Regions from separate parts of the Homo sapiens genome. Here region 2 is linked to region 1. Evidence: chromatin loops called from intact Hi-C (ENCODE). Cell type or tissue: endothelial cell of umbilical vein. All regions are shown on one strand.

Evidence for each region. Hi-C counts contacts between places; a loop is a spot of excess contacts. Peaks named below come from ENCODE experiments on the same cell type or tissue, not always from the same donor. Only the 100,000 strongest peaks of a DNase experiment are listed, where the experiment ranks them.
Region 2: it touches region 1 in a loop (5-fold over the local background); 11 of 110 quality-filtered maps call a loop at or near these places.

Annotation. Positions count from the first base shown.
Region 1 is chr2:109,237,733-109,240,232 of GRCh38, forward strand. The region is part of intron 1 of SH3RF3 (SH3 domain containing ring finger 3); the gene reads left to right. It also overlaps a transcript of RANBP2 not described here. Among named protein-coding and RNA genes, the nearest start is that of MIR4266, 75 kb to the right of the region's middle. RefSeq lists enhancers at 829-1,018, 1,169-1,258, 1,299-1,388. In endothelial cell of umbilical vein, no CTCF peak of the experiment used is centred here; DNase peaks (open chromatin) are centred at 989 and 2,239; H3K27ac peaks cover 2,133 bases.
Region 2 is chr2:109,137,501-109,140,000 of GRCh38, forward strand. The region is part of intron 1 of SH3RF3 (SH3 domain containing ring finger 3); the gene reads left to right. It also overlaps a transcript of RANBP2 not described here. Among named protein-coding and RNA genes, the nearest start is that of MIR4265, 2.8 kb to the right of the region's middle. In endothelial cell of umbilical vein, no CTCF peak of the experiment used is centred here; a DNase peak (open chromatin) is centred at 1,141.

The DNA.
Region 1 (2,500 bases):
CTTTGATTTAGCGATGACATCTGGGGATCTTCCAAAAGAAAATCATCCTGAAAACAAACACAAAAAACAAATACTTTCTACACAAAGTTTCCATTTTAGTATAAAATAAAGCAAAAAATGAAGAACAACTTGGATATTATTAATAGTGTGGAGATTGCTAAATAAGCTATGGTATATAAATTAACTTAGTGTTATGCCACCAAATTAAAATGGTTTTTATGACCACGCAATGGCTCATGCTTGTAATCCTAGCACTTGAGGTCAGGAGTTCAAAATCAGCCTGGGAAACATGATGAGGCCCCATCTCTACAAAATATTAAAAAATTAGCCAAGCATGGTGGCATCTGCCTGTAATCCCAGGTGGAGCTGAGGCAGGAGCATTTCTTGAGCCTTGGAGTTGGAGGCTGCAGTGAACCATGATCATGCGGGTGCACTCTAGCTTGGGTGACAGAGTGAAGCCTGTCTCTTAAAAAAAAATAATAAAATAAAATGGTTTTTATGAAGACTAATTCAATAGAAAAGTGTTGGCTCTAAAAATGAAGCAGGATACCAGATGGCAAGTACACTAATATCACTGTATTTTTAAAAATCTTATAAATCTATGCACAGAGACAAGGCTGGAAGACAACTACCAGAGCATGACAGCTAGATTGTGGGTGCTTTAAAAAATTTTCTCTTTTTCTTTAATTTATACATTTCTTGTTTGTTATGTATATTTGTGTGTGTGTGTGTGTGTGTGTGTGTGTGTGTGTGTGTGTGTGTGTGTGAGAGTGAGACAGAGCCTCACCTTGTTGCCCAGGCTGGAGTGCAGTGGTGCGATCTCTGCTGGAAACTGGAAACTTTGGAGGGGACATTTTTTCAGGAATTCTTTTTCGCATTATGGATGCCACTGTTTCAGAGTTTCTTAAACCCAGAGTGTGATGAATGGAGGAGGAGAGTGCTCACAGGATGGCCTCACTCCACAGAGGACCGGATGCCCTTGTTGCTCAAGACTTCCTTCCCCCAGGCAGCTGCTACATGCTTGCATCCTCTGTGGCTCTTGCAATACAGAGGCAAGGCCCCTGATGAAACCCGGCGAGGTGTGGTCTGCCCTGGAGGACAGCAGCCAGTGTGGGGGGCAGTCCCTTCTCTCTGTCCCAAGGGAGGATACAGCTCCACTGTGGTCACTGGCTCTATGTGAGGGGGTGCATGCATCAGAGACAACAGATGAGAGGGCCCTTCAGTTGGCTTTTCTGCCTCCAGTTCTTTCTGTTCATGAGAGGAAAAGCTACTGGTAGACAGAACAATGTTAAATGTAATAAAAATAAGCAAGTTCCCTGGGTTTATGCAGTGCCAAATGTCAAGATGGTTGTATACAGGAGAAGACGTCCAAGACACGTCTTTTCCGAGTGTCCCAGAGCTCAGAACTCTGTGAGCACTTTGAGCTTCCCCAGACCTCTTTCTTCCCTGGGTGTGAGCCCTGCACAGTGCTCCGAAAAGAGCTGGGGTCCGTAAATACGGATGGCAAACAGCTCACCTGGGTTTCTCACATGGATTTGTTTTCTTGGGGGTCTCTGTATGGAAGCTTTTATCCCTTCCTAGGGGGCTATAGGAGTATTTTTGTTAAGATTCAATGGGTCATTTCCAAAGTAGTCATTTCTTTCTCCTCACACAAAAATGAACTGAATAAGAATAAGGATACAGTTTTCTAGTGAAAATTGGGGTCTTCCCTGCTCCTTGCCTCCAATCAAGTAAAAGCTTTTTAGAACAAACGGACTACAATATTCTGAAGTGATTTTGAATTTGGCCCCATATTTGACTCTGCGGTCCGATGAGGGACACGGGGTTAGTGGGCAGACACCATTGTTTGCACACACGAGACTGGGTACAGAGCCAGGCGTGATCATCCAGGATAACAGGGAGGAAAGAGAGGCCGATGAAGCCACTGATTTTTAAGAGCTTTCTTGGTGGAGTAATAGATTTTAGGGAGGGAGTTGCTCTGCCAAGTGCTCCAGCTTAAATGGAGCCACCTGTGGAAAGGAGCTGGCGGCACTGCTGTGGGAGTCCCTTGTCTTTGGGAGGGGTGTTTCACGGCCACCTGCCTTTCATCCCCACAGCTCACAGCAACTTACAGAATTTCCGACCGTCTCCTTGGAGACTTAGAGAAATGTGTGCTGAAGGTGAGGAGTCACTCAATCACTGGCAGCCAGGCGGAGGTGACTGATAGCAAAATGTGCTCTAGTTGTAGTGGGGCTTGCAGCTGGGTATCCTCTGTGGAATGCTTGCTGGCTCATGATAGATGAGTCACTTGTCTGTAGTGGTGGCCGGGGCTCTGGCCCAGACCCTTCTCTGTTTTCTTATGTGAGTGAAGGCTGTTGTATTGCATAGTGGGTGAACCACACCTGGGGATTCTAGACTTGGCACTGCCCTCTCTTCTTGTGGAACCATGGATCACCCATTTATCACCTCTGGGCCTCAGTTTTCTCACATGCAAAATCAGGGTTGAAGCCAGGCATGGTGG
Region 2 (2,500 bases), 100 kb before region 1:
GTCAGGAGTGTCCAGCACGTTTTCTGAAGATTCTTTTAATTTTTTGTTGGCCATCAAAGCACACCACCTTAGGTGAGAATTATTTGGATTTATCATTTAGGATCTAAGATACATTCATGGGTGACTGCATTCCATTTGTTGCTCTAGGATGAACCCAGAGATACTGGAGAGAAAGAGGAAAGATGAGGGAGGCTTAGGCACATTTCAGTAAATGGTTGCAGGTTAACTAATCTCATTAGACACCACCCGTCCTGATCAGCCGTTGTTTTTGCGTTCAAAGACTAATCGGTTAATCCTCCAAGCTTTGCCTGCCACTGTTGCTGTTTGATTTGAAGGGTCAAGGAATCCTTCAGATGATTACTAAACACTTGGAGTGCTCACCCATGTGGGTTGAGGAAAGTACTCCTGAGGCTGGGCCAGCTAAATCTCAGGCCAGGCCGACTTCTGGAGGTGTTGCCTGTGTGGAGTGCCTTTACCCATAAATGCAATGGCAGACACATACATTTATTTCGCAGATCAAAATTTCTTTTTTTTTGAGACAGTCTTGCTCTGTTACCCTAGCTGGAGTGCAGTGGCACGATCTCGACTCACTGCTACCTCCGCCTCCAGGGTTCAAGCTATTCTTCTGCCTCAGCCTCCCAAGTGGCTGGGACTATAGGCGAGCACCACCACGCCCGGCTAACGCCCGGCTAATTTTTTAATATTTTTAGTAGAGAGGGGGTTTCACCGTATTGGCCAGGCTGGCCTCGAACTCCTGACCTCGTGATCCGCCCGCCTTGGCCTCCCAAAGTGCTGGGATTACAGGTGTCAGCCACTTCGCCTGGCCTCTCAGATAGAAATTTCTAAAAAATCTGTAGGGAGAAAGTAGTGGGGTTTCAGTTTTGCATGTGGGAAAAACAAAAGGCTTGGGAGTTTAGCTGTAAAAGAAAGGACAGTTGCTGTTGTTGCTGGGACTTCAAGGCTGTTGTAAAAATTAGCTTGGTGCTGCATTTGCTGGCAAAGTGGCAAGCAAATTTTGAGTAATATTCTGGACTTCATGTATTGTATTGAACTGGATCTTTTAGAGAGGGGTCAGGGCAGCCCCTGGGCAGCCCGCTGCTGCTGGTTCATTCTAGTCTTCCTGTTCATCTGCAGTGAGGAAGTGGGTCACTCTTCCTCTGGGTCTGCACACCCTGCCTGCAGACTGCAGCTGTAGGGAACACACAGAATGAATGGTGGCCCAGGTGCTGGGGCTGTGGAGCTGTCACCATGGCCCTGTGTGAGTGCTGCTCTTGAAGACTGGCCCAGAACGAGTGATGTTAATAATTAATTCAGTCCACACATATGTACTGACTGCCCACCCTGTTGCAAATACTGTGTTAAGCACTGGAATATACATTGTTCACAAAACCAGAAGTGATCCAGGCCTTTCTGCAACTGACCATTCAGAGGACACTGTAAACAAATAGCCAATAGGTATCTCTTGACATGTGGTAATAAGAGACATGAAGACAAGGGGCCACAGCCTGATGATGGCAGGGGACGTGGAGTCATGGGTGATGTCTGTGGATTTAATTATGCAGCTTATTTTATTTATCAAAATGTATCCACATCTTTACTCTTTTATGGATAAGCCACTGGATTCCTTAACTCTTTATAATCATATCCCAAATCTGCGTAACTTAAAAATTGCATCCTATTTTCTCTTCCCAAGCACAGCCAAAGGTAATTAAAACCAGATGTGTTTGCATGAGAAAATGCGTGCAGAGCATCAAGAATGTAGATTGTGCTAAATTAATGTCGCCTTAACAAAGATAGCCAATGAGACTGACCTTTTTTTTTTTACTGAGTTCATGATGCCCATGGGTTAATTTTGTCACTAGCAGTCATTGTCTGGACCAAGTTTGTAGTCTAAACATGTGCAGTATGAAAGGTGAATGCTCTCACACAGTCACACTCCTAATAGGAAGACAACTCTCTTGTATCCTGAGCGGCATCCCCCTTGTGCCTTCTGTGGCTGAATTTGTGTTGTGGACTATAGCAGAGGGAAAACTTCCAATGCTAGAAATCTGAGTTTTAAAAATTAATTTAAAAATGTGTTCCTTATGGAATTGGGAGTGTATCTGCTGTCTCGGTTTGACAAACTAAGCTTTGACTTGTGTACAGTAACAAGAGTTTTCCTGGATTTAAAGTTGTTGTCCCCAGCATATCAAATGAGGTGACGTATATCAGATCCTGTGGTTGAGCCTCACAGTGCAGAAGGGCACCTGCTATGGGTCAGCAGCCCATTGAACAATGGAGTTTAAGACTTGCAGTTTTTGAGCTTTTCAATCACCTCTTTGCCAAAGACCAATGTGTCCATTGCTTGGCAGTTTGACATCTGGAGTCGTGTGGACAGGGGTCTACATCCAAAAGGCAGCGCCACTGGGGCTTAGTTTGTTCAGGTTTGTGTTCCTAGGCAGATGGAGGCTGTTTGTCTCAAATATAGCTGCTTTAAAAAAACAGGAGGGTTTATTGATCA